Regions from separate parts of the Mus musculus genome. Here region 1 is linked to region 2. A link is a loop called in an ENCODE intact Hi-C map of the cell type or tissue named here. Cell type or tissue: heart. All regions are shown on one strand. Each heading gives the region's core, and the rest is flanking DNA. Links, peaks and the distances in the headings are about the cores only. Region 1 overlaps Fxr1 (fragile X mental retardation gene 1, autosomal homolog). Region 2 has its middle 14 kb from the start of Gm46833.

What was found. Hi-C counts contacts between places; a loop is a spot of excess contacts. Peaks named below come from ENCODE experiments on the same cell type or tissue, not always from the same donor. Only the 100,000 strongest peaks of a DNase experiment are listed, where the experiment ranks them.
Region 1: a loop joins it to region 2, with 2.6 times the contacts of the local background. A loop is called at or near these places in 3 of 42 quality-filtered maps.

Annotation. Positions count from the first base shown.
Region 1 is chr3:34,036,852-34,049,624 of GRCm38, forward strand. Fxr1 (fragile X mental retardation gene 1, autosomal homolog) reads left to right here. Exons shown (of 17, transcript NM_001113188.1): 2 at 2,676-2,728; 3 at 4,212-4,305; 4 at 9,181-9,252; 5 at 9,586-9,734; 6 at 10,115-10,208; 7 at 10,781-10,897; 8 at 12,302-12,472. Among named protein-coding and RNA genes, the nearest start is that of Fxr1, 23 kb to the left of the region's middle. In heart, for the core only: no CTCF peak of the experiment used is centred there; no DNase peak of the experiment used is centred there.
Region 2 is chr3:33,982,897-33,995,669 of GRCm38, forward strand. No RefSeq gene overlaps it. Among named protein-coding and RNA genes, the nearest start is that of Gm46833, 14 kb to the left of the region's middle. In heart, for the core only: no CTCF peak of the experiment used is centred there; a DNase peak (open chromatin) is centred at 6,575; H3K4me3 peaks cover 672 bases; H3K27ac peaks cover 3,289 bases.

The sequences.
Region 1 (12,773 bases), core at 2,525-10,524, 53 kb after region 2:
GGTCAAAAAGCAGGGGATAAATAAAAAAAGCTTAGATTAAACTAATGTTAATTCAAGTTAAATAAAGAGGAAGGGACATATGTACCCACAGAGAGAAATTAATTTCCATTGAAGGGAGGATTTAAATATACATAGATGAATAAATGATCGAGGCTTTTGATCTTAAATTATAGGTAAAAAAGGAGGGGATAGTCAGCCTAAGCTATCTCAGACAGTAGAAACTTAGGCATTAATCTCACTATTAAAAATTAATTGTGCTTTAATCCCAGCACTTGGGAGGCAGAGGCAGGCGGATTTCTGAGTTGGAGGCCAGCCTGGTCTACAGAGTGAGTTCCAGGACAGCCAGGGCTACACAGAGAAACCCTATCTCGAAAAAAAACCAAAAAAAAAAAAAAAAAAAAAAAGGAAAAAAATTAATTGTGTAAGAATAAAACAGGAGATAGTGGTGGAGCACTATCCCAACAGTATTTGCTTAGATTGTTTGAATTGTTTTAGTTACCAAAATGAGGATGATTATAAGTTTGGTATTTATGATATTTAAAATCTTCTGGAAGAGGTCAAGCTATTAATTTAATTCATTCTATATCCTTAATGATTTTTTTGTAACTGGACCAAAGACATGTTATTTTGGGAGAGAGGCTCTGTATTTGTGTTGAGAGTAAAGGAGAAAAGGCTCTGGACCCCTTCCAGAATGATATGGATCAGATATGGCAGGGGACGACCCCCTGAGGATCCTGACTACTGAAAAGAAAGACAGCAGCAGGACAAGTAACTTGATCTGCTGGTTCCCCAACATGGGGGAAAAATGTCTCTAGCCAAAACTGCAGCTAAATTTAGATAATACATCTTGTTATGGAATCCTTAAGATTCTTCTAGCCCTCCTTCATAGGGCATGGCTGACTGTTCAATTATAAGGAACTCTTTCAAAGTGGTCGGTCTAAGCTTGCTATTTGGTTTTCCTCCTGCTGGTTCATGTTTGTCTTTAGCTTGTTAATAGATAGTAAGACATTGAAATATTGCTCTTTTAAACTGCTCTGTTATTTAACAACAGTTATACTTCTTGTCTTTGTCTTTTTCAAGTTTATCTTGACATACACTTGAGTACAGATTTTAAGGGAGCATGAATAGAAGGATTTCTTTGTTTTGCTTTACCCAAGTACCAAGTGCAGTGTGTGTCTGGCTAGTCTTGAGTGCATGTTTTGGAGTTGTATAAGTGTTGAAAAATATTTACTAATTGGCTGGTGGGTTAAATTATGTACAGAAGCACTGGACTAGAGAGGAATTTGCAGCTCTGTTTCACTTAAAAACAAATCTTATGTGGTATGTTATTCCCCTCCCCACCCCCAATCCATTATACTTTTTTCTTTGTTGACTGTCTGATGTTGGTTGATTGGATGGTTGGAGTCTATAATAACCCAGGCTGTTTTACTTAGCCATCTGATTATATACTGATTATAGCTCTAATTGTGGCTCTGTGTCAAATGAAGATACACAGTTACTCTAAAATTTACCTTTTAAGGCTAGAAAATGATCATTGATTTTATGTTTGTTGGTAATATATTTATGGTTTTGAGGAATTATATTAACTATAGTCCAATTTGAGAAAGTAACTGAATATGTGAGTGCAGACACTCATATTCTATAGCATGTGTGTAGAAGTAACAATACTTTTGGGAGTCCTCTCTTCCACTGTGGGTTCCCAGGATCAGACTCAGGTTGACATACTTGCATGGCCGGTACTTTTACCTGCTGAACTGTCTTTCTGGCTCTGAAAATTTTAACTCTGAGGGAAAAAATATGACTAGTTTTCAAATGTCATGCTTTTCCAGAGTTGGGCTGTAATGTAATAGTTATAGTGCTAGGTACTTTGTTGAATATTACTTAAATTTTAATTTCTGATACATGAGAACTAATTAACTCTATTAGATTACAATGTGAGTTACAGAGTTAGGATGTTACCTGGCAACAAGAGTTTGGGTCATTAGCTCTTACTGAATTACTGAACTCTCAAACAACTTATTTCGCCCAACTAATGCCAGTGCTCCAAGGATGAGTATGGGTTGTGTTTGTTGTGTAAGTTTTTGTTATAACCAGAGTTCAAGGGGGCTAAAGAACAGCTTTTTACAAATGGTGGAAATGAAAATCAAATTCACATCTGAACAGTCTCTGTAAACTCTGTGGTGGGTGGGGAATGTGGGTTTGTTTGTGGGTAAGGTGGAAAGTGTCTGTCTTTGTCTGTCCTCTCTCTATCCCCTCTTTCAGTCTCTCCCACACCCTAGGCTGGCTTTCAGCTTGTAGCCAAGATGACCTTGAGTTTGTGATCCTCCTGGAGTTGTCCTACTATTTTATAGTGTGCTGTGGATGGAGTGTTTGAAAATGGGAGGCAAGTATTCTACCAACTTAGCTATAGTTCTAGCCCTGGGTATTTTATTTTTCTCCTTCTAAAGACAGGGTCTTGTGTAGCCTGATCTTGTTTGGTATTCACTGTATGACTAGTCTGGTTTAGAACTTAGCTCAGTCCTCCTGCTGTAGCTTCCATGGTGCTGAGACAGACTGGTGCCCCCTGGTCTTCCTTTACCAGTGTCCTTTTGTCATTCTATAGTTTTTATCACTATTACAGGTTTTTAGAGCTACATAATAACATTAATGCTGATACAACTTTTTGTTTTATGCAGGGATTTATCAAAGATGTCCACGAAGACTCCCTCACAGTTGTTTTTGAAAATAAGTAAGTTATTGGTAGATGTTAACTTTTAAGAGCTGATTGTTCTTACTGATGCCAATAGGAAAATGATTCTGCTTTTTAGTGCTTGATTCTTATGATTTCCAAGTCCAGTTTTGATAATCTTTCACTTGCTTTTTTATCTACAATATACCTGACATTTTTATTTTGTCAAGATATGTATGGATATGATTCAGTAAGCAGCTTTTTGTTTGTTTTTGCAGAAGTAGATGCACAAGTAGCATAATGCTTAAGACTGAAGTTGAAACGGTGGTACAAATAGTTACAGTAGTGAGTTTGAGGCTATCTTTAATTGTTTGATGTTAAGAATTGATAGTAATTCTCTTCATATTGTAGAGGCTAGGCAGTTAGTTATAAGTGAGGAAGACAAATATACTAGGCTGGGTTGGGAAGGGTTGTATAGAAGGACCTGTTAACTTGAAGGTCAAAGAATTGTTGAATTTGTGAATGGCTCTCAACTTTTCGAAGAGATATGTGCTTGACAGCTGCCTTATGGAGAGACAGATGTTAAGCTAACTTCTGTCTTTGTGAGCTCCATGTAGACAATAATGGTAGAAAAGAAAGGGCATCGAAATCCTAGACTTAAGCTGTCTCCTTGCTCGGCATTCAACTTAGCACCATTTTATGTGGAGGATATCTCCCAGGTGTTAGATGGCCTATGGAAACTTGAAAATGACATCTGACTATAAAACGTTGTCAGGTAACAGTAGCTAAGTTAGTTTGTGTTGCTGTAAAGATGACTATGCCCTTACTAGATACTAATTACAAGTTTTATTGCTTTTTTGAGGATGTATATGCTAAGATTTTACCTTGGCCCTGTGAGCACGCGAAGCACAAAGTTCCCATCTGGACATAAACTCTTGAGTTTGAACTGTATATTTTAAAGATGTCCTTTAAAAATCTATGTGTATGAATGCTTTTTCTGCATATATATCTGTACCACGTGCATGCCCATTCTCTTCAGGGGCCAGAAGAGAATATCATCTGGAATTGGTGCTACTGTGTGTGTGCTGAAAGGTAGTAGCAGGTGCTCTCTAGCCACTGGGTCATCTCCTCAGCTCCTGAACTGATCATTTCTTTTGTGAGCATGTACACTAAAGTTAGTTTTTATTATTTTGTAATTTATGAAGTTGGGATCTTTTTGATGTCATATTCTTGATCTCACCACTTTTGTTTGATAGCTGTGAATGGACCTTAGTCATTGTTGCTAAATTAGCCCATTTTGTTTGCAGGGTATGATGTATTTGCCCTTCTTAGGATCTATCAGAATTAGTTATAAAGCTTATCAAGAATCATACAAAAGTCTGTCAGCTTAATGAATTAAAGAATAAGGTGTTTGGTTTTTCTCTTTTTCTCTTGAGACATTCTGAATGATAAAATTAACTTAGAAAATATATAGCACTAGTCAGTGTTGCCCTATTAGGATCTGCTAAAATACAGGTATTAACTAATTCTTCTAATCCTTCAGTTGGCAACCAGAACGCCAGGTTCCGTTTAATGAAGTGCGATTACCACCACCACCTGATATAAAAAAAGAAATTAGTGAAGGAGATGAAGTAGAGGTATGTGTATTTAAGTTTTCGTTATTCTGCCTTATTTTTTGTCCTAAATAACTATCCTTGTGAGCACATCTCCGGCTCCTGGATATAACCATGCTCCTTTTCCTGTTATTTATTGGCAGTGACTATGATGTAGTGTTACTGGAGACTTAAGTCAGAAATAGATTCATGTGTCAATGCTGCTATTTTTAGCTTTGGTGGGCTTGATCAAGTTTTTCAAAAACAAAAGTTTTTTAAAACATTACGTGATATTGCATTTGGGTTTTTTTAAGAAACCTAGAACAGAACCGTATAGTGTTAGTCACTTTCTAAAGCTAGTTTTAGTGGCTTGTGCTTCAATATCTTTGGTTATGTATTATGTATATATGAACTGCTTTGTGGAATACTGTAGGAATATCTAGAAAAATTACAGAAAATCAAAAAATGACAAAACACAAAAATCCTACTACTAAGCACATGGTTCATCTTGCGTTTTGACCTCCTTTCCCCACTGCTGGTTGAACTCAGTGTGCTGTTGTTTGTGTAACTTGCTCCCTGTCTTCAGCATTAACTATTTTTGATGAATGGGCTTGCTGTTGCTGGGCATAGTGTTGCGTGTGTATAATCTCTCGAACTCCTTTGAGACTATATTGGGCCATGTATAAAATCCTGTACTTTCAACCCCCCTCCTCCACCTCCCCAAGTTGAAAATGTCATCACAGTACTATTTTATTTATTTAAACTTTTATTTTTTAGTTCTTTGAGGGTTTTGTATAAAATTTTTGATATTTGCTATCCCCCACCTATCTACCAGACTGTCTTTTTTCCCACCCATTAAAAAACAAAGCAAATCTTTAAGACTAATTTATGCTTTAGGACCAAATACTCTGAGATATGATCTTCCACAGAAGAGTGTTTAGTCTCTGAAAACCATTTCTCCTTCTCCTAGCAGCTAGCAGTTGTTAATAGATCTATAATTGGGGCGACTGCTTGGTCAACAGATAATTTGTGGATTTGGTCTAGCTCGGGCTTGCACAGGCTTTGTGCAGCTGTCACAGCTGCAGTGAGTTCATGAGTACACAGCTGCTTTGCTGTGACCAGAGATACTGTTTCTTTGTAGTTATTTACTGTCTCTGGCTCTTACATTCTTTCTGCCCCCTCTTCCACCATGATCTCTTGGAAAGAGCAGATTCTGTTCCGTTTCGGGCTGAGCAGTCTGCAGTCTTATATTTGCACTTTGGCTAGTTGTGGGTCTCTTCTGTCACTGTCTACTGTAAACAGAATCTTTGAGAAGATGCATTGATCTGAAGATGGTAGACTGGAAGGCTAGGGTATAAATTTTTAAATTTGCAAGAAAGTTGTAACACCCTTCTATGCTTATTTTATTTTTAAAAGAGTTTTTTTCCAGTCTCATTTTTGCCTGGTTTATAGAGCCGGGATAGTATACTAACTTTTCCTCATTGAAAAACCTAACAAGTAACTTAAAGATGTGTTTATTTTGGCCCAGAATTTGAGTGTACGGTTCATATTGGTAGGGAAGGCATAGTAGCAGCAACTTGAGGCTACTGTTCATGTTCTGTGCAGTCAGAGAAGAGAATGCTGGTGCTGTGCTCACTTGCACCTATGTACTCAGTCCATGATCCCAGGCTATGAGATGGCACTTCTTAGGGTCATTGTCCCCAGCTCTGTTATAGACACAGCTAGAGGATTGTTCCCTAGGTGACTCTAGATCCTGTCAAGTTGACAGTATTAACCATCACAGATAGTAAAACAGCAGGTGGTTTTACTATTTTATTTTGCTTTTACACAAAGCTATGTTACAATTTTGAGTCAGTACTATGAGCCTTAAGTAATAAATGCAATCACTCCTCTTTTTTTGTTAACTTCTATCAAAATAAGCCCATTAAGTTTGTTAAGAGATCCATAACTGTAATTTACATGTAGGTGGTAGTTTGAATAAAAATGTTCCTCATAGGCCTATAATATTTGAATGCTTATTCTGAAGTTGATAGAACTGTTTGAGGTGGATTAGGAGGTATGAACTTGTTGAAGGAGGTGGTGGTAGATAGGCTTTGGGTTCCAAAAGCCCATGCCATTCCCACTTAGTTTTTTTCTCTGCTTTGTGCTTGTTGTTTCAACATGAAAGTTCTCAGAGTTACTCCATTGCAATGCTCCCTGTCTTGATGGTCATGGTCTCAAAACCCTCTGGAACCTTGAGGACCCCCCCCCCCCCCAACCGCAATAAATGCTTTGTTTTATAACTTGGCTTGGTCACGGTGTTTTGTCATGACAATATGAAAATAACTAATACAGTATACCAGTATACTATAGTAGAGTTCTTGAGAGATGTGGTAAGACCTCAGAAAATAGTGCCAAGTGACTTCTGGGTAGACAGGAACTGCCAGCAGAGGTAATTAAGAGATTCTCAATTATGGCAGTGATGCTGGAAGTTTCCATGTTAGTTTTGTCTTTTATACTTCATCAAACATGACTTTCTCAGAGAGGAAAATGTCTCAAGGTCAAAGTGTTCTCAATTAGAAGTGTTTGGAGGACAGATTTAAGAGTTTTTTTCTGTAGACCAGACTGGCCTCGAACTCAGAAATCCGCCTCGGCCTCCCGAGTGCTGGGATTAAAGGCGTGCACCATCACGCCCGGCTCAAGAGTTGTTTTGTTTTTCAGAACTAAGTTTTTCTGTGTGTAATAGACTTGGCTGTCCTGTACTCACTTTGCAGATTAGGCTGGTCTCAAATTCATAGAAATCAGCCTGCCTCTGCCTTCTAAGTAAGTGCTGGGACTAAAGGTGTGACATCATGCCTGGCTGGTGTTTTGTTTTGTTTTGATTTGATTTGTTTTAAATAATTTTTGTTCTTTTTATTTTGCTGTTAAAATACTATTGTAAACCTCTGGTTTAAGGGGTGGGGGAGCACTCTAAATCAGCAACAAACCCCACAACTTATTGGTCTTGAAGGGCTAAAGATGTTTTATTTAACACTGTTTTCCCTAATCTCTGCCTAGGAATGCTTATCCTGACTTTAAAACCATCTGTGACGTAGTTTTCCTAGTTGTGACAAAAACATGTCAGAGATTTGGAAATCATTGTTCCTAGATTGTTTTACTTCATTTTCCATTTCATGATTCAGTCCTAGTAAAAATTTGCTCTTTACGGTTTTGTGAAATATCACAAATTAAGTTGTAATCATACTTTGTTAACTTGAAATTTTAAGGAAAAAGTTTAAGTTAAATATGTTTTAAGTATTTAATAGTAAAATATTATAATAATTATATACAAATATAATTGGCTAGAGTTGAGTGTGTTTTAGATTTTCCTTTGCATATATAAATAATTTTAGGATGTAAGAACTTTGACTATATTAAATATTTGTGATTTTTGTATGTACTAATTGTAACTACTGATGAGGGCATCAAAGAGATTGTTATGTTTGCTCACACATGTTTTATTTTTAATCAAACATACAATTCCGTGGTATGGATGTATCCAAAACTGAGATCAGAATTGCTACTTTTACAACAAAAAGCAGTAATGTGCTTATGCCAAATCTTTTTAAGAGGGTCACTTGTTAGGGAGAATGACTTAGAAGAGCAGTGGTTGCACAGTGAAGACTTCAGCTTGGGTCCCAGCACTCAGGTAACAGTGCTAGCATGTACCTTAATCCCAGCTTCTCACTGGTTGGTAGGAAGAGGAGACAGGTACTCACGTGTCACCAATCTCCCTCAAAGAAATAGGAGTTCTAGGTTCAGAGAGTAATAGAGAAGAACACTTGGCATACATACCACAGAAACACAGAATTAGAAAAGCTGTGTGTGTGTGCTGTTTGTGAAAGTTATTTATGAAAACAAAAGAACATACATCTACTCCTGAATGATATGCTCAGTCCTGTATTTGATAGTTTTATGAAATGCATTTTTTAATGGATGTTCTTTTAAATCTTGACTTTTTGCATGTTAGTAGAGGGTAGCTGACATTCTTTGAATATCCTTCTAGGATAGATAGGAAGGCTTGTTGATTTACTGGTTAATTGTAAGGGATCATGGACAGCCAAATGGAAGGTTTAGGGATAAGAACCCAGCAATCAGAACTTCAGTACATAAGTTGTACCCACAAGAGGCTGAGTAATTAATAGACAGGTGACTGATTGTGCCTGCCAAGCTAATTAGTCAAGCCAGAACCTTCAGGATAAGGATTTCACAGATTCAAATACAGAAACAGAACAACTATCTGAATTGTGGTGTTTTCTGTTTTAGTCCAAATAGTTGAAATTATAAAAATGGCCTGCAGAAGTACAGGCAGGAGGATCAGGAATTCAGGTCAACACTGTTACTGATATAAACAGTTTAGTGCAGCCTGAGTTATTAGGGGACTCTATCTGAAAACAAAGCAAACAACAACGAAATAATAAAATGGGAAAATCACTGTTTTTGTAAGATGTGTTTACTATATTAGATGAACTGAGTGTGTCTTATGTTTTACTTTACAGATAAACACGTGTAATACATTGTACTTCATGTTTTTGACAGTTGGTGGTCGTGAGCCTCCTTATTTTAAAAATTGTAATATTTTGAAATTTAAAATTTTAATTAAATATTTTTAATTCTTCAAAACAACCTAATTTTGATGAGCAGTGTTGGCACATGTTATACATATTTTAATACAGTTGCCTTGTAAGAAGCATTTCTTTAAATTTATTTAAAACTATTTAAATAGTTATTTGTTAAGATAGATTTCCAAAAACTGTTACTCAAGCTTTCAGCCTTAAAGTGCATTTCTCTTTTGCTCATTTCAGTAATAACATTTGGTTGAGTTCAATTAGATTTTCCATTTACATTTTTAATGTCAAAATCTTAGGGATGGATAGATAATGGAATGTTTTTGCTCCTCAGGTATATTCAAGAGCAAATGACCAAGAGCCATGTGGATGGTGGCTGGCTAAAGTTCGGATGATGAAAGGCGAGGTAAGTGACTGTTTTCCAAGGAGGCACCTTAACTCTGAGCTGCTGTGTCCGTCACCTCCGATAGATAGAGTTAATCCGTTGTTAACACATTCCTGTATTGTTAATTTCAATTTTGTTTATTGCCAAACACCAAGGATTCTTTTTAGCCGTATTCCTCAAGGCTACAACTATAAAGGTTCATGCTTGTAAACATTTGTAGTTTGGCTTATTATGTAAATGATGTTGGTAATGTAAAGGTATGCTTAGCGCTTGTACTTAGAGGGGATTCTAGAACACCGTCTAAAGCTTAGTACTTCTGTTCACATGAGCTTTTAAAAGAATTTTGTCTTTTAGTTTTATGTCATTGAATATGCTGCTTGTGATGCCACTTACAATGAAATAGTCACATTTGAACGACTTCGGCCTGTCAATCAAAATAAAACTGTCAAAAAAAATACCTTCTTTAAGTGCACAGTGGATGTTCCTGAGGACCTGAGAGAAGCGTGAGTAGTCACATTGCATTGTTTATAAGCTGAGATCTTTTAGTCTACAAAACAATGTCATTCTTCAGTCAACCAATGAAAACCTTACAGAAGTAAATAAAGGGCGGGGAGATGGCTTGGCAGATGAGCGCGCTCGCTCATCTTTGATTTCCACCACTAAAATTGGGTGACCCGGACCCCAGGGCTTCTGATGCCTCTGGTTGGCACTTGGACTCAAGTGTGTATAACGGCCACAAAAGACACATAATTAGGAATACTAAAGTAAGCATTAGAAAAAAACTTTTAAATTCTAATGGGTGCTATCAAACTGAGGTTGCATAATGCTCTTCCTAAATTTAATCCACTACTGAAATCTTGCATCCAAATTCATTTCTCTCTAGGTGTGCTAATGAAAATGCCCATAAAGATTTTAAGAAAGCAGTAGGAGCATGCAGAATCTTTTATCATCCTGAAACTACCCAGCTAATGATACTGGTAAGATAAGATCATAATTTAATTAATGACCATCCATATTATTAGGTGTTTCTTAAGCTATAATGTGTATAGTGAATTTACTTTTAATAATGGGTTTTTGTTTGTTTTTAAGCTATGTTAATTTTCTCTCCTTTAGTAAGTTAGAAACAAATATTTCGATTTGTTTTTTGTTTTGGCTGACTTTTTGATAAAACTACTCCCAGCTGTCTATGACCAACAAGTAGCAGTCCTGTCGTGTCGGTCTGCCGTGTGTTGAGATTAAAGGTGGGCTATTATGCCTGGCTCATAAATTACTCATCGGTCTCCATGACATCTTGAGATCCTTAATGTGTAAAATCCTTGATTTTTTTTTTTTTTCTTTTTTCCCCTGCTAACACGCATTCTGAGCAGCAGATTAAGATTAAGATGTAAGTTCAGCAGATTAGAAAGTAAGATTACGTTTGAGAGAGAATTTAGTATGAAAATAAATAAGCCGCAGGTAGGAATCAAGGATGGCTTCATTTAAATGATTTTCATTTTGGAATTATTTTGAAAAAATTAAGTTTTTGAGCGATTAACATGTTCGTTTGTAGTCGGCCAGTGAAGCAACTGTGAAGAGAGTAAATATCTTAAGTGATATGCATTTGAGAAGTATTCGGACGAAGTTGATGCTTATGTCCAGAAATGAAGAGGCCACTAAGCATTTAGAAGTAAGTTGGTTTGCTTTTTATGTCTCATGCTTTCCTGTGTCTCAAACTACATACATGACTTGTAACAACAGAAAGCCACCTAAGACCTATGTTTTTATGGCTAATACCAAGAGTCCTTAAGAAAATTAATTTTCTGTTTTACTTATGTCAGACCTAACATTTCATTGTGCTAAGTGTTGCTTAGCTTTCTTTTCGGGGCTTAGACGATTAGTAACTGGGCATACCTAGAAAAACTACTTATTTTTCTTTATTCTGCCTTTAATCTGATTTTTACTACCCTGTCACCTGTCGGATGTGACCTTAGTTTATGGTAGCAGTTGTTCTATAAGGGGAAAGAGCATACTTTACAGAGGCTGGCACTGCTGCCGTGGCAGTGCTCTGTACCTGCACCTACTTGTCCACTGCCACTGTGATGATACTCTGCCCAGCCGAGTGAGCGCGTGCACACACACACACTTGACCCTGGAGAAATTGAGAGGTTTTATAACTCAGATTTGTGACTGCCCTTACTTAGATGTTCTAAACAGTCTAAACTGCGTTTTGAAACAGCCATCTGAGCTGGTATCTAATTCATGAAAATAATTTTTAGAATTAGTTTCCTGTGACTAGAATTAAATAGACTGAAAATGTTTTTCTTCAATTTTATGATGAATTTCCTTTATTCTGTAAGAGATTCTTTGCTGACCTTGTTAAACTTAGGTTTTTTTGTCTTGACTTTAAACATAGGTTTTTTTTCTTTTGTCTTGACATTAAACATAAATGCAATATACTCAGAATCTACTATCTTTGACTAGCTCAATCCGTTCACATATTTAGCATTCTTGGTCAATCTCCAGAACTTGTCATATTAAAAACTGAAACTCTTGAACAGCAGCTTCCTATTTCCTCCTCCCTTCACACCCCACAGCTACTTTTAAACTATTGCTTGCTTGTTTGTTTGAGACTGGCATGTAATGCATGATTACCCTGTCACCGTGCCCAATAACAATTTTCATACTTTAAAAAAGACTTTTTTCTCAAGCACTGAGGTACGTCCCAGTACTTTGTTTATGCTAGGGAAGCTATCAGCATACTGTTTTGTTTTTTTAACTGATAACTGGTTCCGTCAGTGTAAGTGAGTTAGTATTTTCTGACTGATGTGTTCCTCTTAGGACAGTAATCTTAATGTTCTTGGCTTTCATACATGTCACCTATGCCACTTTCCTCTTTTGGTGTTAGCTTTGTGTGACTAGCCCACATGTTTATGCATTTATTAGTTGTTGACATGGATTTTCCCCTCTACTTCTTGATTATGTTGAATGATGGTGAACATCAGGGTTGGTGTTTTTTTTTGTTTGTTTGTTTGTTTTGTTTTATTTTTAAGTTTTACAAAAGAAAAATTCCTAATTTCTCTCATTTCCCTAGTGCACAAAACAACTTGCAGCAGCTTTTCATGAAGAATTTGTTGTGAGAGAAGATTTAATGGGCCTGGCGATAGGAACGCATGGCAGTAACATACAGCAAGCTAGGAAGGTTCCTGGAGTTACTGCCATTGAGTTAGATGAAGACACCGGAACGTTTAGAATCTATGGAGAGGTAAGTTGTCTGCTTCTTGCCTTTGGTCACTTAATTTGGCATTTTAGCAGTCTGTTCCATCGTATTTTTTTCTGTCATTTTATTTTTCAGTTTTGAGATAAGGATTCACATAACACAATGTTTATTTCTGAAATCTTGAGAAGTAGCCAGTGAGGCCTCCGTCGTTAGGAGGACAGGCTTTGAACTAATACTGCCTGGAGTAGAGTCTTAGAAGTCGACTGAACTTTGTTTCCACTGTATAATGATGATGGTGTTTACCTTATAGTTCGTGAAGATTTATTTTTGAACTATGTTTAAAGAA
Region 2 (12,773 bases), core at 3,075-11,074:
CCACACAGCACAGGAAAGAGCACACACAGGAATTCTGCCACAGAAGGAGGGCAGAACTGGACCTTGTTCAAATGTCCCAGTGTCACCTGGCAACACTTGACCCAGAAGGATCAAGTTGTTTCCATGTAACTTATCTACGTCCCCAGAGAGAGTTCAGGGAGCTTCACTGGGATCATAAAATAACCCGTTTCACCCAACAGGCTAAAATGTACTGCGCACAGCAAAATGCACGAGGAACAGGGACGAGTAGTAATGACCTCGATGAGAAGTAATAGAAAGTTAATCGAAAGTCACTAGAACTCACATAGAAAGGCATAAAGCATATGTTTCAGACATTATAACTCTTTCTATGTGTTCAATAAGATTAGTGAAAGCACAAATATGTGTAATAAATAGAGTAGGGGAGCCATAAATCACAGTGCATGGAGATTGCAGAAGACAGGATGGTGGGTGAAGGGACCAAAAAGGAGAAACTAAACCACAAAATACAGATTAGGGAGAAATAAATAGACAAAGGAGCTGGACATCTTTATCGTAGGAGAGCTTCCACTCCCTGGCAGAGGCACATTTTGAGCCTCCAAGAAGATGGGAGAAGAGAGAATAGAAAAATGCAGAAAGAAATGATGTGATTTTTTTTTTAAAAAGTTGATGAATGTGTTAAGATTATATGTTCAGTTATCTGACTGAATCACAACAGAAGCAAGATGGCGCAAAGCACATGATAGAAGGCACTGCTCAAAATCATTAAAAATAAATAAATAGCCGGGCGTGGTGGCACACGCCTTTAATCCCAGTACTTGGAAGGCAGAGGCAGGCGGATTTCTGAGTTTGAGGCCAGCCTGGTCTACAAAGTGAGTTCCAGGACAGCCAGGGCTATACAGAGAAACCCTGTCTCAAAAAACCAAAATAAAATAAAATAAAATAAAATAAAATAAAAAGTATAAATAAATAAATAAATAAATAAAACGCTTTAAAATCAGACAGAGGGGGGAAAAAACACAATATACAAAGGACCAGAGATCTGAAAAATCGCAGATGTTTTGACTGTCACCCATGCAGGCTGGAAGATGCTGGCATAATAACTGCAGTGTGCCCAAATGAAAAAAACGGCTGACGTAGAACTCTATACTCAAAATACATATGTCAGAAACGAAGGGGGATGGAACCTGGCTATTGTTTTTTATTTCTCCACAGATTCTGCGTATGTTGAAGCTAAATGACATCATCACCAGGACACAGAACTGCATGGCAAAAATGTCAAAGGAACTCTTTCCACCAGAAGGACGATACTGCGAGATAGAGATTTCCATCTCCACAAAGGAGATGAGAGCAGGAGATGCCATGTCTGAAGATTGTGCAGTTATCTGGTCTTACTATGTAAATCTCTTACTATGTCTCTGTCTCTGTCTCTCTGTCTCTGTCTCTGTCTCTCTGTGTGTGTGTGTGTGTGTGTGTGTGTGTACATGTGCACATGTGTATGTGGAAGCTAGAGGTCTCTACCTTATTTTTGAGACAAAGCTCTCATTGAGTCAGCAATTCACCTAGACTTCAGCTAGTCTGGCTGGCTAAAGATCTCCAGGGTTCCTTCTGTCTCTATTTCCCCAGCTCTGGGATTACAGGCACACACTGTCTTGATTGGATTTTTGTTTAAAATGATTTCTCCTACTTTGAGGTTACAACACAATTCTACTATTTCCTCCTTCCCTTTCGTTCCTCCAAGTCCTCCGATATACCTGTCTTTGCTCTCGTTCAAATTTATGTCCTCTGTTTTTTATTAGTTGTTGATATATATACATATATATTCATAATGCAACCTGCTCAGTCTGTATAATAATGTTACTTGAATGTATGTTTTTAGGACTGAGAGTTTAGTATCAGATAACAAACTGGTTTGCTTTTTCCCTAGGGAAGACTATTCCTCCTACCCTCAGCATTCCTTAGCTACATGTAGTTTTGTTTGTTTGTTTGTTTGTTTGTTTGTTTGTTTGTTTTTTGTCTAGGGTTGAGGCATTGTGGATCTTTGTTTGGTATGTATGATCATGTTTGGGTAATCATGTTGGTGACTTTATGAGTGTAGCTTTTGACATTACTAGGAGACACACTCTCACAGCAAACGCCCCCTGATCCTTCGGCACTTGCAATCTTTCTGCACCTATCTTCTGCAATATCCCCCGAGCTTCCGGTGCAGCAGTGTGTTGTAGCTGTATCCACTGAGACTGGGTGCCACAGTTCTGCACTTTAGTTGGTGGCAGTTTTCTGTAATGACCTTTATCTGTTGCAGGAGAAACTTCCTTGATGAGGGATAAAGACTACAATTATCTGTGGGTACAAAGGCAAATGTTTAGGATAGTGTTATGAATTATGAGTTTAGTAAAGTTGTGGTTGTAGGTTCTCCTCCGAGAGCCATGACTTCACTAGTTAGGTTTAGATTAGCTAGGTTTCCAGTACCAAGCACAGGTTCCCTCTTGCTGAGTATATCTTAAGTACAATTAGAAGGCTGTCGGTTACTGCCAAGGCATGCATGCCAGCACACACCGTCGGGGTTATTTTACCATGCTAGCTGTTTTCATGGCTCATAGGTATCATAGCTGGGTAGGACTATTGGTTGCTTCCCTCCTTTGGAAGCTTGCTTGATGCCTTCTGGTATTATGAGAGCTACCATAGAATCCAGCTATGACCACTTCTTGGTGTGTTCCTAAAGGACACATCTTGCTCCACACATACTTGCTCAGCTATGTTCATTGCCGCTCTGTATTAGAACTAACTAGAAAACGAAAATAACCTGAATGTCTTTCAACCGACAAATGGATAATGAAAATGTGATGTACAGTATAGAATATTATTCAGTTACAGAGAAAAATGCAGCCATGGACTACACAGGTAAATGGATGGAACTAGAATGGAGCATACTGAATGAGGTAATGCAGACTCAAGAAGACAAATCTCATATGTTTTCTCTCACTGGGAGGCTCCCAGCTCCAAATGTTCAAATGTGGGTACATATCCTAGAATACTGCAGAAGCCAGGAAAGTAAAGGGAGGCCATTGCTGGGATTGGGGATAGGGGAGTGTGGTGGCCTGAATAAAAATGTCCCCTATAAACTCACAGGGAGTGGCATCATTTGAAAGGATTAGGACATTTGACCTTGTTGGAGTAGGTGTGGCCTTGTTGAAGGAAGTGTGTCACTTGAGGTGGGCTTTGAGGTTTCAGAAGCTCAAGCCAGGCCCAGTGGCACTCTTTCTTGCTGTTGCCTGCCAATCTGGATGCAGAACTCTCAGCTACCTCTTCAGCCCCATATCTACCTGCATGAGGCTATGCTTCAAGCCTAGCGATGAACTAAACCCCCAAACTGTAAGCCAGCCCCAATTAAGTGTTCTCCTTTATTTGCCCCTGTCATGGTATTTCTTCACAGCAATAAAACCCTAAGAAGCAAAGCAACAGAGAGGGGAATAGTGAGGTACAAGTGATCTGAGAAATGGGAATAACAGAGGAGATCTAATTAGGGATGGGGGAAGGCCATAAACACAGAGGAAGCAAGGGGAGTAAAACAAGAGTGAGAACGTCTGAAAGTGTCATAAGAACACTGTTAACTATCTACCTAAAGAGGAGAAAAACTTATACCACACACAACTCTGTGTGTAAATGTATGTATACAGTTTAAATGAACTCTTAGCTGGGCTGACTGTGCGACTCTATCAGCAAAAACTCATCTAACAAACCCTAATGTTAGGCTTGGCAAAGCCCCTTCAGTCTTGGCTGTGCTTATTTTCAATCTGTGCTCTCCGGGATACAAACTCAGGGGCATCATTTACAAAACTGGCTGCAGAGGAGTGGCCACAGCAGCCCCACAGCTCAGCAGGACTCTTCTTAAGATCAACAAAAATGAGTCTACTTTTCTCCTATTAAGACTATACGAGGGGGGCTGGCGAGATGGTTCAGTAGGTAAGAGCATTGACTGCTCTTCCAAAGGTCCTGAGTTCAAATCCCAGCAAGCATGGTGGCTCATAACCACCCGTAATGAGATCTGACGCCCTCTTCTGGTGCATCTGAAGACAGCTACAATGTACTTATTTACAATAATAAATAAATCTTTGGGCTGGAGTGAGCAGAGGTCCTAAATTCAATACTCAACAACCACATGAAGGCTCACAACCATCTGTACAGCTACAGAGTACTCATATACATAAAATAAATAAATCTTTTTAAAAAAGACTATACAAGAGGTTCCAGCCAGGCAATTAGGTAAGGAAGTGGCGAGGAGTGCCCAATTTTAGCAGAAAGAAGCAAATCTATTTATTTGAAGACACTTTGATCCCATACAGAGAAAGTGGCTACAACTCTAGGTTAACAGGTTTAGCCAGAGTGGAAGATAGAGGGTAGAAAACTAGCCTTGCATGCATCTTTATTCACTCCAGGCTTTAACCCTAGTACTTGGGAGCAGAAGTAGGTAGACTTCTGGGAATTTGAGGACAGCTTGGTCTACAAAGCAAGTACCAAGCCAGTAAGGGAGGCATAGTTAGCCGCTGTCTCAGAGCAGGAGCTCTAAGTTCCATTCCCAGCACAGCGTGAGCTAGGTATGGTGCTGCGTGCCCATAATCCCAGCACCCAGGAGGTACAGATGGGAAGAGCAACGGTTCAATGTCATCCACTATTACAGAGTAAGCTTGAGGTCAGCTTGGGATATGTGGGACTCTGTCTCAAAAAAAAAACAACAAAAAAAAAAAAACCCAAAAACCAAAACAAAAACAAACAATCAAATGCAAGATATAAGATCATAATGGATTTTTCACAATGTACAGTGCAATTGTCTTAATAAGTTCATTTAACATAGGTGCTGGAGATATGGCTCCGTGATTAAGAGCGTTTGTTCTTGCAGAGGATCTAGGTTCTTAGCATCCACATGTTTGCTAACTATGATCTACAACTCCAATTCTGAAGGAATCTAACGCTTCTTCTGGCCTCCAGGGGCACTGCACAAACACGTGGTGCATGGATACATATGTGTGCAAAATACTTGTACACATAAAAATAAATAAAACTAATAAAACTCAAGAATATGTTAAGCAATAGTAATAAAGACTATAGTAATGGAACAAGGAGAGGCATACAGTTCAGTGGACTGGAAATGACAGAAATAGACTCTAACCATAGTTGGATGATTTCTTTACAGAGTGCCAAGACTATTCAATGGGTCAATAGACTATTAACAAATGGCCTTGGGATAACTATACAGCTACACATAAGAGGGTAAAGAATTTATGGGCTGGGGATACAACAGAGTTCTTGCCTAGCATGGACAAAGCTGTGAGTTCGATCCCCATCAGTGCATGTTCCAAGCATGGAAACCCAGCACCTGCTCTTAGAGGCAGCAAGTCAGAAGTTCATCCGCTGCCACAAAGTGAATTTGAGGCTTGTCTAGGATGCTTGAATCTCTGCCTCAAAATAAGATAATGATAGGCTAAAATCAAGAATGCAGAACCCTACCTCACATCCTACACAAAGCTTCACACAAAATATACCATAGCCATAATTCTAATTCTACATAACTCCTTGAATGAAACATGAGAGTGTTATTTTACCTTTGTTTTTTAATCATGGTACTTGCTTTGTACACTAGGCTGGCCACAAATTCCCAGAAATCTACCTGCTTCTGCTCTCAAGTGCTGGATTAAAGGTATGCACCACTGCCCATCCCGGGAGTAGATAAAGATGCAATCACAACTGCTCACCCTGGAGTACATAAGGATGCTTATTTTTGTTTCAGATTGGTTTTGTTAATAGTTTGTGGGGCCTGGAGAGGTGGCTCAGCAGTTGAGAGCACTGGCTGCTCTTTCAGAGAATGGGGGTTCGATTCCCAGCACCCACATGGCAGCTCACAGCTGTCTGTCACTCCAGTTCCAGGGGATCCAACACCCTCACACAGACATACATGCCGGCAAAACACCAATGCACATGAAATAAAAGTAAACAAAACTTTTAAAATAGCCGATGTGTTTAATGATTCGTTAATTAAGAAGTTTCTTAGGTCCAATACTAAAAGTACAAGCAACCAAAGAGAGTGGTCCACCCAGAAGACTCTCAGCAACAAGAAGGGATGGGATTCTCCGCCACAGGTCAACTTTCAAAGCACTGTCTCAAACACAAGAAGCCACAATGAAAAGCTACACTTCATGATACTGTTCATTTGAAATACCATACATAGGTAAATTCATAGTGACAGAAAAATGAATAATACTGAAGGGCTGGAAGGAGGTCAGCAAATGAATGTTGATGGGCACCGGGTGCCTTTCGGGGCTTTAAAAAGTTCTAAAATGTGCTGTGGTGTTGACCACACAATCATAAAAAAAAAATTTACTAAAATGCATGGAGCATGAACTGTAAAACGGAATGCTGTGTGACATAGGACTGTTTCTTGATAATCTGTCTTTTAGAAGCAGGAATGTTCCCTAAGCTAACGCCCCAGACCTAGGAGTCTACAGTGCAGAAATAGCAGCAGATAACACGGTGCTTGCAGTAAGTGTCTTTGGCAGTACTCAACACAGTGTCACAAGGGCACACTGAGCCCCAGCGCTCCAGTCGCTGAGTTCTGAGCTTCAGACTCAAGGAAACACTGCCATTGTTTCTATGGAGATCAGCGGCGCTGTGGCTGATGGGATCAGAATTCTGTGTCCACCACCAAGGTCAGGAATTCAGGGTCCTGGGACAGACGGTCTGTCATCTAGTCAATCAATGGCCTCTGTGAGTTGAACAGACGGAGAGGAATAGGGTGTGGTATATTGTCAGAGCTTTTGCCTAGCATGGTCCTGGCCCTAGGTTCCATCCGTAGCCCTACACAGAAAGAAAAGTGGGAGCAGAGAGGATAGGTCAGGATAGTGTTGGGGGAGGAGGAGGTTAAAACAAAGTTATTACACTGATTTCTTTTTTGTGTGTATGTATAGGTCTCTGTGTGTGTGCATACTAAGGCCTGTGTGTGGAGGTTAGATGACAATTTGTGGGAGTCGGTTCTTGCCTTCCCTGGGCTGGGACCTAGGAGCCAAGTCAGGTTGTCAGGCTTAGGAGACAATCTTTCTCTTGGAGACATATTTTCAGCCCAGGAAGGAGGATTTTTAAGAATTTTTAAGTTACTTAATATGCTTCAGTGCCTGACCATAGAGGTGAACAAAGGGAGAAGTCATGAAATACACAGCAGAAATGGAACCCGACGACCGACCCAGGACATTTTGTATTCCATGCCTCTGAGAAAATTGCATTCAACATAGAATATACTCTTCCTGGGATAAGCCAGGCTTATCCTTTTTATGCTTAGGTATCACAGTTGAACCATCTTTGTAAATCACAGTATAGTCTATAAAGTGCCCAATGTTATGCTAATACGTTAAAAATAAGATTTCTTGCTGGTATGATGGTGTTCTCTTTAATCCCAATACTTGGGAGGCAGAGGCAGGCAGAGGCAGGTAGAGGCAGGCAGAGGCAGGCAGAGGCAGGCAGATATGTGTGAGTCCAAGGCCAACCTAGTGTTCTAGTGAGTTCCTGGATAGCCATGGCTACAGGGAGACCCTGCCTCACCAGTACTCCTCCCCAAAAACAAACAAACAAACAACGGATTTATTGCTGGGCGTGGTAGCACTAAGCCTGAGGTCCAAGCACCCAGGCAAGTGAGACCAAAGGGTCAGCGTGCCCATCCCAGCCTGGAGCCGGCTGAACAGACCTTGAGTTCGTGCCACAACAGACCTTCACGACCTAGGTGGAGTCACCTGCCTTGGTTGCACATGCAAGTTCCCACAGGAACTTAGAAGAATACACTACCTGCTGACCTCGCTTTGCAACATAATCCAGCTGAAACCAAAGGGTAGGGCCTGGGGGGGGAGGGGCTCTCATAATATAAACACAGTGCTGAATAATAAACTTGAAGCCTTCGCGCCACTGACCCTCCCCCTGCCCCCAGCCCCGTCTCTTTGTCATTTCCAGCCCCCCTTGTTCGACCATGGCCGCTGGGCCACATGAGGCCTATCTAAATTCGAGTAAGCAAGGAAACTTAAAATATAAAATACCAATTTGAATAAAATGAGAGTTGCCTGCCTCCTGCTCTCTGGGATTAGTGTAAGAAAGGCGGACCACCTGGCTATCCTTCCTGGGGAGTTGCTTCTTCACGCATCTCCTCACATTCTCAGCTGCTTTGCTCACTCCTCCTCCCTAGAGCACCAGGGAAAGGCGGGGAGAGGGAGGCAGAAGGTTCTTGAGCAGCTGGTACTATTTTAAGACGGTTTTAGGCTCTGATTTAGCAGGTGCTGAAAGCTGGGCGCGTCCTCCTTAAAGATGGTCTCCAGCGCTCTGTGTAGAGCACCCTGGAAATCTCAGCAGCCCCAGCTCTCCGCACTCAGCCATCTTTTTCTTAATGCTCCTGGCACCTCTGTGGCTGCTGGAAACAGGAACCCATTTCTCAGAATCTGTATGGAGGCCTGCACCTTCCCAGGCAATCCCAAGAAGATGACGCTAATCATACACTTTCTTTTTGTTGTTGTTGGTTTGTTGTTGTTGTTGTTTTGTTTGTTTTTTTGGTTTTCGAGACAGGGTTTCTCTGTGTAGCCCTGGCTGTCCTGGAATTCACTCTGTAGAACAGGATGGCCTCGAACTCAGAAATCTGCCTGCCTCTGCCTCCCAAGTGCTGGGATTAAAGGCATGTGCCACCACTGCCCGGCAATTATACCCTTTCTTATTGCTTACATTAATTAACCATAATTTAAAGATAGCTATAAGACAAAGGCACTCTCCCTGGCTGCTCCCTTCTATTTTGTTTCTTCCTTCTGTCCTGCTTTTACTTATGAAAAGAGAGTTGCTAATTTTTTTAAGAGGTATCAGTGGTCCTGGTTTGATAGCTGAAACTCACTGGCTCATTGATTATTAATAAGAAGTGTAATGACAGGGCCGGAATATAACTGTGATGGAAGCATGCTTGCCTAGCAACAGGAGGCCCTGGATGCCCTCCACCTGCAATACCACAGAAACCTGTCATCAGAAGTTCAAGGCTGGCTACACAGCATGTTTGAGACCAGCCTAGGCTGCATAATACCCAGTCTCAAACCAAGCAAAGACAAATGATAATGAAGAATTACTTGTTGAGATATTGACAGCAGGAGTTGAAGAGATGGTGGATAAATTGACAAACACAATGGACGTTGGCTTTACATCCGTTCTTAGTTACCTTCCTGTTGCTCTGAAGAGACACCATGACCAAAAAGAAAGGATTTAATCACTTAATTAGGGCTTTCTTACAGTTTCAGAAGGGGAGGCCATGCAGGCATGGCACTTGATCAGTAGCTGAGAGCTTACATATGAACCATGAGCACAAGTGGTGGACAGATTGAGAGAGAGAGAGAACTCAGAACGACATGAGCTTCTAAAACATCAAAGCCCACCCCAGTAACACTTGTCCTCCCAGTTAGACCACCCTTCGCAATCCTTCCCAAACAGTTCTACCAACTGGGGCCCAAGGAGTCACATACATGAGCTATGGGGCCATTCTCATTCAAACCACTACATATAAAAGCCAGGTATAGCAGTACACATCAGGAGACTCACTGCTTTTGGGAAATGGAGACCATAAGATCCCCCACGGGAGCTCCAGGCCAGCCAGAGCCAAAAACTACCTCAAAAAATAAGGTGGAAACTCATAAAAGAAGAAACCTAAAAAACCTCTGCCTTCCACATGCATGTGAACATGTAGAACATACAGAGCACACTCGTGAGTGTCAAAAGCCTTAACCAAATCCAGCCAAAAGGCAAAAAAGTTCAGACCTTTCTCTTTGAACCTCGAGTTTTTTGTCTGGGGTTAGCAAATTTATTTTCACTCTCTTTTAGAAACTAAATAGAATGACTCTGTGTTTTGGGCAGTGAGTTTAAGTTATCTATCTGCTTTCAAAACTGGCAAGACATTTGTTAAAAATCTAGAACAAAGAGCAGTGATTTGAGGCTAATCTGTGTGTCAGACTAAACACAAAATGAGCCAAGATGAACTCCAAAATAATTGCTATTTTCCAATTTTTCAAAGTCATAAATGTGTGATTAATATACTCTCATATAGAATATTCTAAAAATTCCAAAGTACACACACACACACACACACACACACAGAGTTATACAACATTAGATTTTTACAGGAGCAATCTCTTGCGAACATAGTTTTCTATGACTTGTGCTCTAAGCTAATAATTTGTTCAGAGAAATTCCCAAGGCAATGAACAGAGCTCATTTGAACAACTACAAAATATTCAATAGTGAACTGCAAAAAAAAAAAAAAAAAAAAAAATGTATTCATTCAAATGAGCCCTTGCGCGCATTTGAATTTTCAGGCTTTATACAAAACAGTACAACAAATAATGGATGCTCCTAGAGTCACGCTTCGTCTGTTTAGCCAAAATGTCCTCAAACTCACAGTTCTCCTGCAGTAGCCCCTGTGCAACAACAACAACAACAACAACTGTGTATTGGTAAGGCAACAACATATGTTAGCTGGTACTGTATATCTGCTTGCTTTCAGGAGAGCTATGATTGCAGACACCACCTCTGAGCCTGCACAGCATTCTGTGCACAGATAGCACCCACAATCCTCAGAACGCAGCTCAGAGTAGCGGGCCTAGCTCCTGTGTCCCGGTTGCGAGCTGACTCTGGGAGCAGTTTCTCCATCCTACTCTACTTCACTCTTACCCCAGCTCTCTCCCTCCCGCACTTGTACGTTCCAGTGGTCCAGAATGTCAGGACACACCTCTCCAACCTTGGCTCCTCTGCACTCAGGTCTGGGATGCTGATTTCCAAGCCATACGATAAGACCCATAAGCGGCTTATTGGGTTCATAAGCGGCTCTTTTAAGCAACGACGCTCTAGCAAGCCAAGTCACAGTTGAGCTTCATTACAAGGGAAGACTTCCATTACATTTTTTATTGGCTGAAAGAAAACCCTACCACGCTTGGCTTCTTACAAGGTCTATAAATAGACAGTGTCATTCAGCAGAAAGGAAGCAGAAATATGATAAGTTTTACATAAGGTCCAGGGTCAGCCACTCTGAGCCTCCCTAGCACCACAGCAAACCTTAGCCACAACTCTCCACCTGGCAACTGTAGACGAAAGTTGTAAGAGAACCAAGGTCCAAAGGCGTCAGAGTATATTTTTAGACTTCTGTGGAGTCATGAGCTGTTCTTTTCAGGTGTGGATTTCACATATTAAAATTCAGTGATCAGGTTTCCAAATTTCATCAAAACCCTTTGGGAAATAATCACAGTGAAAAGCACCTGCAGGGTGAGAGGTGGGACCCCGCTGTAACCAGCAGTTTATGCTTGAGTTAATCCCAGGCTCCTGTTCCTTAGTGTTTGTACCTGTGTCCTGTGGTGGCCTAGGTCTTCCCAAGCTGCTAATTGTAAGGGCTTCTTTAGTCTGACCTGCTATCCTTGGAGGAATGCACACCCGTACTCACTGGCAGCAAACACAAATGCCAGGTAATGAGTCAGACGAGGGCAGCTGAAGCTAACAGTCTCTGTTTGTGCCTAAGGAAATTGGTTGAACAATGTTTCCTACAGGGTTGAGTTTCACCTCACCATGCTAAAGAAAGCAAGTTTTCAGAGATTCTGGAAATAATTTTCTTACAAGAGTATAAACGAGGCTCAAGTCTCTCAGTTAAATGTTTTGTTTTTAAATGGTTCAGACGGGAGATGGCTTGGTAGGTGCAAGGTTGGCAACCTTAATTTTATCCGTGTAATCTCACATAAAGGTGGATGGGGGAGTCAACCCCACCCCACCCCCAGTAATAATAAGTAAATAAGCACATTGTTGTGTTTAAAGACTGAGCTATGCTCTCAGCAAAGGGTTGTTATTAGTAATGTTGTATTGGCAGTGATCTCCAAATGGTGGGTTGTGACCCCTTTATACCATCAACTAAGTTTAGTTAGCAGATTGTAGAAGTTTGTTTTTTTTTTTTAATCAGAAAAAAATACAACAGAACAAACAAGAATTAAAAACTAGGAAAGCATTCATAAGCCAAGAGCTGTGTGTGTTGGGAAATTCCACTTACTGGTGTCTGTATGTGCTAGATCACCTTGAAAAATAGACTCTGACTCCAGGTTTAGACTTTCAAAGGCTTGAAAGCAATTGTGTTTACTTATTTGTTGCTTTGAAAATGCTCCCAGACCATTCCATAGGACAAGAACATTTCATGGCAATCAGAAGTTAAACTGAAAGGACTCTGTTTATTGCTGATGTAAAAGATCTCCCAAATGAAACAAACATTATTGAAAGCTTTAAGGTACAAAGTACACTAAATACCCAAGGTTTGTCGACTATCTTGATCTCTACAATGAAAGAAAAAAGGTAGTGTCTGGAAATGAAATATTTAACTTATTCTCCTGTTTATTTATCCTATTTCTAGAAACCCATTACATCTGCTGAATGCCAGTAAATTGAATTAAAAACTTGGTCCATATCATAGACCAGACCACATGTTTCCTTTGCACTTAAGATAGATATGTAACTAATACACAGTCCTTGTGATTTATAAGAGATTCACTTTACTAGAGGACAGAGTCGCCAATCCTCACAGGCATTTTAGCCTCACGGCGGTCTAATGTCTTCCATTTCTCAAACAGTCTCTGCTGGGCTCGTCTTTACATTTTTCATCCTGTTTATTTTATAGCTTTTCAGGCACATGTCACATGTGCAGGTTCTTAGGCAAGCCCAGCTGGTAAGTTTCTAGATTGGGCAGTAGGTATATCCTAGCAGGTGCTAGC